2 separate regions of the Mus musculus genome follow, and region 1 is linked to region 2. A link is a loop called in an ENCODE intact Hi-C map of the cell type or tissue named here. Cell type or tissue: heart. All regions are shown on one strand. Links, peaks and the distances in the headings refer to the core of each region. The heading gives the core; the rest is flanking DNA. Region 1 has its middle 110 kb from the start of Gm11264. Region 2 has its middle 180 kb from the start of Gm11264.

Region 1 (6,695 bases), core at 2,592-5,091, 74 kb before region 2:
GTTGTGCAGCTTTTTCACAGCTCCATGAGAAGATAAACATTGCTGTAAGAATGCTGAGCCGGAGTGTAAATCTCTCCACTCTTCCGAAAGTAAGAGTGGGCTCTAGCACAGGTCACATTTGCTTGCAGTCATCTCTAGATATGCACAAATTTAATTAACTCAGTATAACTAAGCCTGTATCTGCCCTGTTTTGCATGTAAGTACACACACACACACACACACACACACACACACACACACACACACACCAGATCATCAGTTCCTGGGAGATATTCATATCTTTGATTCCACTTAAAAAGAAGTTTCTGGCATGTCTAGATTGGAAACCCATAAGACATAAAACTCATAAGAGCTAAGATGTAAAACCCCCAAGTTGGAAGTGACACTAGAACTTCAGCCCAGAGCCTTCAGTCACCTTTCTAGAAGGCACCTAGGTTTGAATCTTCTGTCCTCAGGTGCTGTGAGAAGCACAGAGAGAATAAATGTTAGCATTGCCTTCTTGTAGCACAAGTGTCCATCCATCTAATGGATGGAAAGCCAAGTCACCCAATGTGGAACCATATTGCTGCAAAGGAGCCTCTTTGGGGAACTATCATTAATGCAGAAAGGAAAACATATAGCTTGGAATCTAGTTTGAAGAGTACCTTCCCTTTTTTAAGCAGCAAAAAGGTTGAGATTTGCTTAAAATTGCACAAGAGAGTCTGCATTTAATGATAGTGCTGGCTACGTTTGGAAAATGAGGGCTATTATTTTTAGGAGAAACTCAGCGAAATGAAATATAGGATATAATCAGTGATGTGAAAGTTTTACAGCTTATTATACTTACACTTATTATAAAACACCTTCACTATTGAAATTCCTAAGCCAAAAATAGAAAGAACTTTGTCATTGTACATCTGAAATATATAATTCTAAATCCCTTCTTTGCCCATTAAAAGAAATTTTGATGATGTATATTTTCCAGAGAGTCTCCTCTTGCTCCCTGCCTGCCCTCACCAAAAAAAAAAAATTAAAATCTGTATTGGAGGATATGATTTGCGTCATTAAAAGTATGACCCTTTTCACTTCAATTAAGAATTGTGATCTGGTATAAGATTGCCCTAGTACATTTGGAGGATAGCTTGTTGAAATTTTAAATTTGTATGCCCTGCCCATATTATATTATATTTATTAAAACACAGCTTAGTGGTGTGGTACTATCCAACTCCAGTAGAAACACCTCTTTTTCTTCTGCTTAATTGAAGGTGTTAACAGCCTAGGTCAATGGCTGGGTTCCTATGGCAAGTCACTGAAGCCAACAGATTTTCTATACTGAAGATTTGGTGTGATCTTGGCTCTATCCGAACCTAAAACTCTTTGGAAACCAACTGAAAATAAAGCTGTCTGTGTAGGAGACTTGAAAGTGTTAATTCTATAGGCTTAAGAAAAGGGAACAGTCCTTGAAGATTGATTGCCTAGGAAAAGAATCCTATCCATGGGGCTTTAATCTTCAGGTCTCAGAGTTCTCAGCTGTCAGGAGAGTGTCGTCCTGTCCTCAGTAGCTATAGCAAGACTTATGTATGTTAATATCTTTCTAAAAATCTGCTTGCTCTCGTACAGAAACTTATCGTAAGACAGTAATTTGGTGTCCTAACTCAGTAGTTCTCCAGCTTGAGCAAATGTCAAAATCACTGGGGCACTATGTGAAAATGCAGATTCCAGGTCCCTTTCATGACTTCAGCTACTACTGCCCTAAGTAGTATTGTTGTTAAAGTGCAAAGTATAATGCCTAAATAAGGAAGTTATGCCCTTCTTTATTGCAATCCTGTGGACAAACAAAAACTTCCTTGCCCAAGACTTACCATGATAGCAAGGATAAAAAAAAGCAGTGTCCAATGTACTTTAATCTTTCTTGTTCAATAACCTACACATGGAAGAGAATTAATATATTTGTCTAATGCCACAACTTGGGTTCAGTATTATTTTTAAATTCTTCTTCTATGTATAACTCTGTGGTTTTCCAATCCTAGTGGTGTAGCAGAACCCATTGAAGACCAAAGGACAAACTGTAACAAAGTATAATGACACACAGATATGTACAAAAATGGCATAATAAAATCCAAACCTTTGTTTGCCCAAAAAGAATTTAAAAGCAATCAAAAAATAGTGTACCAACTTACTTACTATAGTCCTTTGATGTAGATGATATTTGATCAATCTTATTAAATATTTGAATAATTCTGGTAGTATAGTATATATTCTCATCTTTCTAGTCAAATCAGAAAGCCAAACACACTCAGAAAGGGTGAAAAGAGGAAAAGATACATGACTGAAGCTAAAGCATGATGTTAGCATGAAAAAACTTATTAAATACATGCATCCTAGCAAACTCTGCTACTGTTGGGCTATTTGCAATGCAAGTGCCAGACTTGTGTGTATACATCTATGTTTGTGTGCCTACGTATGCACACAAACGTTCCCCTTGAGACGTGTAGACTCCCTCACACATGCTTTTACAAAAAGCATTCCTGGAGGTGGGCAAAGTTCAGTTCTCTGCTAACCCTGTGTGCTTCCCATTCTTTCCCAATCGTCTCTTGAAACACTCTGTTTCAGCTACTGTTTCTCTGCAGCAGTAAGCTTCCTGTCTTGCTTTGGGATAGGAACATTACTGGAAAACTGTTTTGTGTGGATGGGCTAAGCCAGTCCCCTCCCCTCCTACTCCCTTTTAAACATATATAATTTATAGACGAGTAATGAAGTGCTTACAGTGCAAAAACTTGCTCCAGAAGACTCTGAGCCATTTGCTGGCATTTTACAGTCTGATCCCTGGTTTCAGCTTCACAACTGCTGCTCAGCACACAGGAGGCACACGGGAGGTGTGTGCTTGAAAAGACATTTACAGCCTTGCATCGAGATTTCAACAACACTAACCAACAGATTCAAAGTCCATTAAAATTCATATGGAGAAATAATACACTATGCTGCATGGGAATTAGAACTGAGATGGGTTCAACAAAGAGTTTTAAAACTAGTAAAGATTGAAAGGGAAACTTTCACCAGAGCCATGATTGTGAAAAGTGGTCATGACCCAACCTCTAATAGGACTCTGTCAAAAAGTACTAAGCAAAAGGAAGAGGGAAATGATGTAACTGTTTTATAATCTCAAAAACTAAAAGGTAAAAGAAAAAGTAGCAATTATTAAAAATAACTTTGTGGCCCCTGTATTAAACAGTTGATTAGCGTTGCTTAGGCAACATGACAATTCCAGCAGATACTCATCAAGATAAACAGTTTCACAAGTATTTGATGACTGAGGTCTTAGGAAAAATCTATGACTTAAGTAGAATTGCCATTCCCAGTCTGTGCTTGAGGAAGCTACAGTCCAGAGAGGTTAAGTGACTTGGCTAAAGTCACAAAGTATGCAAATGTCAGAACCCAGGTGGGCAACACTATGGGTCAAGAAAACATTGTTATCCTACAGATCCATCCATTTGCCTAAGAATTTCATAAATTCATTGTTTTTAATTGCTGAGTAGTACTCCATTGTGTAAATGTACCACATTTTCTGTATCTATTCCTCTGTTGAGGGACATCTAGGTTCTTTCCATTTTCTGGCTATTATAAATAAGGCTGCTATGAACATAGTGGAGCATGTGTTCTTATTACCATTTGGAACATCTTCTGGGTATATGCCCAGGAGGGGTATTGCTGGACCTTCCGGTAGTACTATGTCCAATTTTCTGAGGAACCACCAGACTGATTTTCAGAGTGGTTGTACTAGCTTGTACCACCCGCAATGGAGGAATGATCCTCTTTCTCCACATACTCACCAGCATCTGCTGTCACCTGAATTTTTGATCTTAGCCATTCTGACTGGTGTGAGGTGAAATATCCATGGAAGGAGTTACAAAGTTCGGGGCTGAGACGGAAGGAAGGACCATCCAGAGACTGCCCCACCTGGGGATCCATCCCATAAACAACCACCAAACCCAGACACTATTGCATATGCCAGCAACATTTTGCTGACATGACCCTGATATTGTGAGGCTATGCCAATGCCTAGCAAATACAGAAGTGGATGCTCATAGTCATCTATTGGATGGAACACAGGTCCCCCAATGAAGGAGCTAAAGAAAGTACCCAAGGAGCTAAGGGGTCTGCAACCCTATAGGAGGAAAAACAGTATGAACTAACCAGTACCCCCCTCCCCCAGAGCTTGTCTCTAGTTGCATATGTAGCAGAGGATGGCCTAGTCAGCCATCAATGGAAGGAGAGGCCCTTGGTCTGGCAAAGATTCTATACCCCAGTACAGAGGAATGCCAGGGCCAGAAAGCTGGAGTGGGTGGGTTGGGGACAGGGCAGGGGGAGGGTATAGAGGACTTTTGGAGATGAAACTAGGAAAGGAGATAGCATTTGAAATGTAAATAAAGAGAATATCTAATTTTAAAAAAGAAAAAAAAGAAAATATTGTTGTGGATGCCTCTTAAGGTATTGGGGCGGGGAGTCCCTCAAAATCATCCTCAAATTGCATAGTGGAAGGAAAAAAAGAGTAAACCTAAATCTTCAGTTGCATCTCGTTTTAAATTCCTTCCCAGGGTACTGGGGAGACTTCTAAAATACCATGATGCAAAGATACCCACAGTGCCCTGGGCTTCTTCTAAGAACTAGTGGAAACCAGAGGACCCCTGGCCCCCAGCTGCACTACTCAGGCTGTGTTCTCTGGCTCTCACGGAACTAGAATCCCTGGAGCAAAGAGAGAAAACCACAAGGAAGGAAATGACTGAGATTTTATGTCTCTGAAAAGCCATCAATCTTATAATTTGAAAACTCATTTTAGACCTTTCCACAAACCAGAAATCCCTTACTGAGTTGATAATAATTAGCACGGGGTTGTCTCAACAACACGGCTAAAAGAAGCAAGAATGGGACTTCAGTATTCACATAATAATGTCTCAAGATTATTTGCCTGGCTCAAGATACCTGAAGAGACCCGTTGTTGAGCTGAGTATAAAGTCTCCAATACTTTGTCAATAGAAATCACTTTTACTTATCCATATATTCCGGACATGTTTAAGAAAGGTAGATAAGCTACTGTAGATACATAAATAGCTAAGCCGTGATGTTCTTCAGCTGTGCATGGCATCTACTCTGAGCCTTGTTTGCTTCCAAGAGAAGAGTCACTGCATCCCAGCCAAAGGGGCACAGGGACCTCTGAGACGTGAAAACTGCAAAGAAAGGCTTCCTCCAAGCCACTTTTCAGAAAAGCAAACCACCAGCACAGCACACAGCCACGCTCCAGCGACATTCACTGCCCTGTAACCGGCAGGGTCTGAGACGACGCAAGAGAACTGGTGTCTTCAGCTAATGGTCGCGTTCATGCCCCTCTCCTCCCTGCACACTTTTATAAACTGTTTCTCTGGAGTCAACCCAAACTCGGCAGAATTTCCAGACCTATCGAAATGCAGCGTGCAAGCAGACCATTCCCTGACACTACTGCAAAGCTTCAGGGAACACATTTGTTCATTTCCATGTTTATGAGCAGAGGCAGCCCTGCTTGTGCCTCAGAACAGGCCGTGTCTACCTGGGATACTGAGAAAGAGAAACTGCTGAACAAAGGAAAGAGCATGCTCAGAAAAGTTAGCAACAAGAAGCTGGCTGTGCACCGGATCGGTAAACAGGACCGCAATGTGTGGGTCGTTTTCTGAGACCTATTCAAGACTCTTCCTGACATTGTTGCAAAGGAAGCAGTTTGTGAGAAACATGTTTGCATGAAATGGCGTATTCTCAGAATGAAATTTTCTTACTTAATGCAGCCCAGGAAATGAAGCAAAGTGACTACATTTGTCCCATATAACATGGGATACATGTCTAGGTGCTCTAAATATTTATGCATCATTCCAGGAGGCTCTAGTGTGATGAAAGAGGGAGACCATCATTAAACAAATTGTCGGAATCACTACAAACAGTCAGACATTGTGCTTCATTTCCACAAATACAAATACCAGTGACATATGGTTCCACCTTCAGAGGAAGTGTCAATTTAATTTTAGAGGAATTAGAAAAGGAAGACCAGGCATGTTAAATGAGGGCATCTAGCACAAGCAGAAGTTGTTTGCTTGGCAGATGTTTCTCTGGCCTTGAGAAATATTGGGTGGATGAATTGGCTTGCAAGCAAAGGAAGTATCATTAGTCGACAAAAGGGTGGGCAAGGAAGAAGCCTGCTCAGTCTCCAGTGTGTAACTAATAGCTTCAAATCAAGGAGAATAAACTTACCAGAAAAAATCCAAACCAAAATGGAACTGAAAGGCACTGTGGTCTGTGGCTGGGGTATCCACAGGGACGCATGTCAGGGAAATTGATACACTGAGCAGCACGACCCCATTGCCAAGCAAGGCACTTCTTGCTGCTCTGGGCTTAGCTAAAGCTGAGTTGAAGAAAGTGATGGTAATCTCCCACAGCAGAGTTTCAAAAAGTCTGGAGCCAGGTGCAGCCCTAAGAGTTACTGAGAGGCGCCAAAGCTGAGCCTACCCTCCAATAGCCTCCCTCCTCTGGCCACCTATCCTAGCCCCTTTGAGAAGAAGACTTGGGGTGAGAGGAGCTGAGGTGCCATGGGAATGCCATTGCTGGAATTAGTTTCATCATCCTTCTCCTGTCTCAAAAGTTTCAGGGTGGTACTTCCTAGAAGGTAAATGGCCCTCATGGGAAGTGAGAACTGC
Region 2 (6,695 bases), core at 1,928-4,427:
TTTAATGACTACATCTCTTTGGAAAGAAAAAGATTACCAAATTTTGATGCATGCTGTATATGGTGCTAGACAAACACCTCAAGGCTTCAAAGTGTAATAATAACTTACTAGCTCTGGGGAAGGATTAAATAGGATTATATGATAAAGATTCTAGCTCTGTGCTAGATATGTGATACCCTAATATTAAATATCACCTTTCACTCCCTTGATCCCTCATCTGATAACAAGAAATGAAAATGATCTCAAGAAGTAAACAAGTGATGTATTAAAAACAAGTGACCAAAATATAAATGGTAAGATCCCAGGATCCTGAGGAGTTCAAAAAAGTCATTAAGACTCTGAAGTGGCAGAATGACATAGTGGCATGTGCTCAGGAACAATGAAAGTACAAGGAGACAAGTGGTGCACAAATCTAGACTTTCTAGAATAGAGACACATCAGTCACAGTGAAGGCCACAGCACTTGGATAAGACCTCCTTGGGTTGCAGACAGAGGTGGGCGAGTAATGGAATGTGGGAAGTAGGTGTTCACTTGGTAGATGTAAAAACAGGAACAAAGGATGCAGGGGATTCCAAGAACCAGTGGGAGGCTATGTTGCCTGGGGCAGGTACTCACAGCAGACAAGGCTAGGAGAGCATTTCAGAACCAAGCATGTCAAGTCTTCTGTGTCAATAAATGGAATTTCAACGTTGCTCTTTAAAAAAAAAAACTGAAAATACACACAAGTACAAGTCTAGATGTGCTACAATCATCTCAAATATCTATTTAGAAAGAAGGTATGTAAATGTATAGATACTATTCCACAATTGAGCACCTATGCTTGCTGAAAAATAAGACATCAGGGAAGAAAGGAAGAAAGGGAGTAAGGAAAGAATGGCTCTTGGCAGACACTCTATACCTTATAAAGATTTATTGTTGGTGTGGATATGCAGATGCATATCTCTCTATCTTTGTTACTGTGCTATTGCTCCATGACCATCACAAAAGCAATTTATAGAAGAGTTTACTTTGGGATTATGGTTACAGAGGAGAAAAGTCCGTGACAGCAAAGTAGAAGTGGCAGGTAGCAAATGTTGGGAGCAGCAGCTAAGTGTTGATATCTCAAGTGGCAAGCAGGAAACAGAAAAGAGTTAACTTGAAATAGTTCAAGGCTTTGAGAATTTCAAAGCTAGTTGCTAATAGTATACCTCCTCCAACAAGACCACACCTCCTAGTCCTTCCCAAACATTTCCATCAACTTAGAAATAGAAAAAATAAAGGAGAGTTGTCTTGAAACAATGGTAATGGGAGAGATTTAATAAATGGAAATGACAGAAACTGCCATTTTTGTATGCACACGTTATGTAAGGAGGGATGAAAGAGAACAGAAGTGAAAATAGGTGGAGAGGAAAGGAACATGTATGTGAGTGAGGAGAGAGAGGGTGGGAAATGGATTTCTAGATAGTGTTTTTTTAATTGGGCCCTGCCAATATCTATTCAGCCTGTATTAATTCCAGGAATCTTGGAAGGAATCTTCCAGGGACTTTCAGACCTTGAGAAACATCTGCACAGAATTGACACCTTCCAGTTCCTAATAGGTTTTAAACAGGGTGTCATCATGTCAACAATTGACAGGTCTGATGTTTAAAGTGATTTGTTATCAATGTCATCTGTGCAGTAAGATTGTAATGTTTGAAAGGTATCAACCCCGCTCAGGGAAATGGAACAGAATAACACACAGGGGTGTCTCAGGTAGCATTGGAACTGTATCTTGAAGAGTATCAGATTAAAGAAAGGCTTGTAACCCAGCAGTGGTGGCGCACACCTTTAATCCCAGCATTTGGGAGACAGAGACAGGCGGATTTCTGAGTTCGAGGTCAGCCTGGTTTACAGAGTGAGTTCCAGGACAGCCAAGGCTACACAGAGAAACCCTGTCTCGGAAAAAGGAAAGAAAGAAAGAAAGAAAGAGAAGAAAGAAAGAAAGAAAGAAAGAAAGAAAGAAAGAAAGAAAGAAAGAAAGAAAGAAAGAAAGAAAGAGAAGAAAGAAAGAAAGAAAGAAAGAAAGAAAGAAAGAAAGAAAGAAAGAAAGAAAAGCGAAGAGAAGAGAAGAAAGAAAGAAAGAAAGAAAGAAAGAAAGAAAGGAAGGAAACAAAAAGAAAGAGGGAGGGAAGGAGGGAGGGAGGAAGGAAGGAAGGAAGGAAGGAAGGAAGAAAGAAAGAAAGAAAGAAAGAAAGAAAGAAAGAAAGAAAGAAAGAAAGAAAAAAGAAAGGCACTGTAGCAAAGGAAGCAGGGTATTGAGTAAAGAAAGCCCTGAGATAGAAGGCCTAATGATTCCACCAATGGTGAAAGACTTCAGGGCTGGAATGCAAAAAACCTCTGGAAACTCCAGGAGACTGCAGTAGAGAGATGAGTTCTCTCCCTCACAGGACTGAAGCCGAGAGAAGAGGGGAGGACCTAGATAAATATAGGAATTTATATACACATGAATTTTGAAGGTGTTAAGAAATGGCACTCACACCCTAGTTATGCCACACATGTCTGATTCTGTGACACCAGACAACTTTATTTAACCTTACTTTCAACTTCTAAAATAAATAATAAGAAGGCTTGGCTCAAACACCAGCAACTGGCCAAATGTGAAACCCTGCAAAGTCCTAGATGGTTTTAGCTTCTTTTCATTGCCTTTTCAAGCTTCTCTTCCAACCACTTGCTTCAATTCCTCTGCCCAAAATGACCAGTATCAGTTTGTATTGGTCATGATTTCTTTGGGAGAATACTTCATTTTAAATTACTGATCCCGCTGCCACCTCAAATCTCTGCATATCTATTTGTGCCTATCTCACAGCTACATACATCGCCACAAGTCCTTGCTGTTTTGTCCCTGTAGGTTTGAAACCAGGCTACCTTTTGCCCCTAGATCAACCTACACTCTCTAATTCCCATGGCCACCAAGTATATACCAAGCTTCTACTGTAGTGTGTGGGTAAAAGAATGTGTGAGGTTCCTTTGAGAGTCTGACTATTGTTTGCCGGACCTGGGAACCTCCTCCAATCTCAGCATCTATCCTCCCTCCTCTCAGCCCAAACTGCTTCCTGTCAATCATCCTGGAACACTGAGTGCCTGTGGGACAATTTTGTCTACAGGATGTTTGTCTGAAGGCAATGCCTTGCCAAGACTCAAAGCTCAAGGCTTCCGCTGACAATCCAAACACCACCAGAGTAAGAAAAGGGGTAAGCCCTTGGGCAGTTCTTTTAATGCCAAATAAGGTCTACTTATATTCAAAAATAGCAACAGGTTATCTGAGCTTCAGGACTCCAAAGGTTAGAAAATCTGGTCTTTTAAACCCTGAGCCCCAGAGAATTAAAATAGAGATTTCCAAGAGTGGATACTAAAAGCACATCCTTAAAACACCATTAGCATATCTTCTAGTGCATTTCCATTAGTGATCAACTCCTATCTTTATTAAAAAAAAACCTCAACTGGACTGTTCCAAGGATAGATAACTAACTATTAAATCATGAAGTAAAAGCATTTGCAAGATATATAGGTAGAAACCCAAGGTGTTCCGCCAAAGCTAAGGACAGGCCCAACAATGTGGAGTCACAAGATAAGTTCCTGAAATCATTTCCAAATTTGTGTGTTATCTAAGAAATGTTGGATCTTCACTGATTAGGAGGCTCACTCCTAAAGCAAGAAAGGTTGAAAAATGGCTTTAACATTGTGATATGTGTTCCTTAGGAAATCTATAAGCATTGTCCTGTATATAAGCAATCAAGAGTCTTCAATTGTCCAAGTCACTCAGTAGTTTCTGACAGGTTACTTGAGGGTTCTTGATGCCTTTATCCTATAGTATCCAAGCAATTTCTAAACAGGGATTTTTGAACCTCTATGTGCTTATCAGTTCATAGTCATAGTCTACAGTTCTGAGTAACTGACCATTATAATCTCTATGATGTTAATTTTCCCTGTGAAAATGGATCACAAATTTCATTATATTGTCACAAAGTATAAAAGAGACCAAGTGGGAAACATACTTATCACATCAGAGGTATTCAATAAGTGGGAACTTAAGAGAATGCCAAAGGCAGGAGAAATAATGTTAAAACGGGTTTTGAAGTGGATCTGTTGGCCACTTTCAACCTCTTTAAGCGAGAAGTTGTAGTTCTCATATGTGAAAGCAAGTCACACACAATTTCAGTTGAAACTGTTTACAGCTGAGATAGATAAAGATGATCCAAATGCATGATGGATCTGGATGTGGATACATGCATGCAGCAATCATGGAAACATTTGGAAGGGAAAGAGAAAGTTAGTGGCCAGCCTGTGCTATGTAGTAAAACACTTCCTCCATACAATCAAATAAATGTACTACATAAATGACCCTAATTAACAATATGAACTAACCAGTACCCCCCAGAGCTTGTGTCTCTAGTTGCATATGTATCAGAGGATGGCCTAGTCGGCCATCAATGGGATGAGAGGCCCTTGGTCTTGCGAAGATTATATGCCCCAGTATAGGGGAATGCTGTCCAGGAAACTGGAGTGGGTGGGTTGGGGAGCAGGGCGGGGGGGAGGGTATAGGGGACTTTTGGAGAGGAAACTAGGAAAGGGGATAGCAGTGAAATGTAAACGAAGAAAATATCTAATAAATAAAAAATTAATGTTGAAAAAAACAAAAATAAATGACCCTACTTTTAAGACTCATTCATCAAACGGGATACATACTCCTGAGCAGAAATAAGAACAAAAACTACAATAGCTGCTTTTCCTCTGGAGCATTAATAGATACCATCTGCAGGCTTACATTGTCCTGCGGAGGACAAGCTGATGGTACCAGGTAGGTAATAAGTTTATGCCACTCATTTAACTTCTGGCTTGATCTCAATGTGTTGCTCAATTGCTCCTCAAGAAAACCCATGTCTGGCTTATTACAAGAACTTGTTTCATCTGTTTCCCGTATGAATCTGTGTCACAGAAGACAGAGTTTCAGAAAGTTGATTAAACTGAGCAACGGGAGGCTCTGAATTAGTAGGCTATGTAGAAGAGGAAATCATGTCACTTTAACGTTAAAATAATACCAGTTAGAACTAGTTTTATCACTTTTCATGTATTAGATTGCTAGGGGAAAATTAACCTAGGGCACTGGAGGATACAAGGATAAGATCACACATAGGCAGCATACAGTGGTGGTAGTAAAAACTCAGGGAAGACTTTTAAAACCAGTCCAAAAATCTGTAGCAGAATCATTCAAATAGTATGAAAAATTGGGGCCCAGCAGTTTTCAGTGCTGGGTTATCTTATGATGTAAGTAGAACTACCTCCAAAGGTCCATAGAGAGGACTACTCCTCAGATTGCCATAATGATAAGAGGCCAATTAACATGGAAATACACCTATGTTTAGTGTCTTAGTGTAGCACAGTAAAAAATAATACTTAAGTAAACCGGGATATCAACATACATTTCAGAGCCATTGGGAATCATATTTTCAAAGAGTATTTTGTAGCATGGAAAAATAACAACGATACAAGCTAACCCGGAAAACAAACCAGGATATCACAGTTACTTGAATGTGCTCTGTAATACATCATGAATTCTTGTATTGTGTTGGGGGTGTGGCTAAGCAATAAACATTCATATCAGGAAAAGTAACCTCACATTCACAGCTAAGCTGTTAAGGCAGCCAATACCAAAGCAACGGTGTTTTTGAAATCCAAGAGTCACCTTGTCCCTTTTCCTGCTGCTACCACAAATGTAAAGGTACAAGCTAGAAGAGAGCTAGGGTGTGGAGGGAAAATGGCTGCTTTCCTCCCCTTGCTGGGGTCCATATTGCTTTATCAAAGCAAACTGCAAAGTGTCCTGAAGCCATATGGGAGATGTACTCCTTCCCAGCTGCAAAGGGAACATTTGTAGAACAGAAAACACCAGAAATCACAATACATCCTTAGTCATAGCAAAATGGAAAGCACATAAAATATTTAAAACCTGAAGTGGAGATTTCATTTTAAAACATTTTAATTGCCAGAACAGAGCTGTTGAAACTCTTTTAGAACTCAGAGATGAGCAGCAGTTGGGAGGGAAGTGGAGGGGGGGGGGGTGGAAATGAAAGAATGAAAGAAAAAGAACAGCCGTTCCGTGAGAAAACCATTGCTTGCAAATGACAAAAAGAAATTGAGGGATTTTAGCTGAATTGTGTTTTGTTTCTTGTATAAGTTTTGGTGCAGTAAAATGTGGCACGTTTTGTACTGTATGTTCTTTCAGAAAAGCCAAACAAACCAACCATCGTGGTTTCGAAGGAACAAGGCCTCTCCTTTCTCATGTTTCAACTACGCAGCCTCCAGTTGGGCTGGGGACCGTATCATATATCATAAATCACTCTCTGATAGATATTTGGCAAGCAGTCAGCACCCCGGGCTATGCAACAACGTACAGTATGGAAAATTTTTAAGGTGGAATCTTGATTTTGTAACTTAAGGACTTAATAGCATCTCAAAACATTTTACTACTTCCTGGTACACACATACAAAAAGCCAGGGAAGCAAAATTCTCCATATGGTTTTTGGTTTTATAGGATATATACACAATAAGCTATACAACTGGAAACCTGGAGGCATATTCTCCTGTTGGTGTGACTCCAGTGAAAATGGAAACAGAAATTAGCGAGCGTGGTCCCAACCTAGCTCCTGAGACACTCACATCATCAGAACCGCTTGGAAAT

What was found. Hi-C counts contacts between places; a loop is a spot of excess contacts. Peaks named below come from ENCODE experiments on the same cell type or tissue, not always from the same donor. Only the 100,000 strongest peaks of a DNase experiment are listed, where the experiment ranks them.
Region 1: it touches region 2 in a loop (2.3-fold over the local background); 2 of 42 quality-filtered maps call a loop at or near these places.

Annotation. Positions count from the first base shown.
Region 1 is chr4:82,168,373-82,175,067 of GRCm38, forward strand. No RefSeq gene overlaps it. Among named protein-coding and RNA genes, the nearest start is that of Gm11264, 110 kb to the left of the region's middle. In heart, for the core only: no CTCF peak of the experiment used is centred there; no DNase peak of the experiment used is centred there.
Region 2 is chr4:82,243,364-82,250,058 of GRCm38, forward strand. No RefSeq gene overlaps it. Among named protein-coding and RNA genes, the nearest start is that of Gm11264, 180 kb to the left of the region's middle. In heart, for the core only: no CTCF peak of the experiment used is centred there; a DNase peak (open chromatin) is centred at 3,168; H3K27ac peaks cover 470 bases.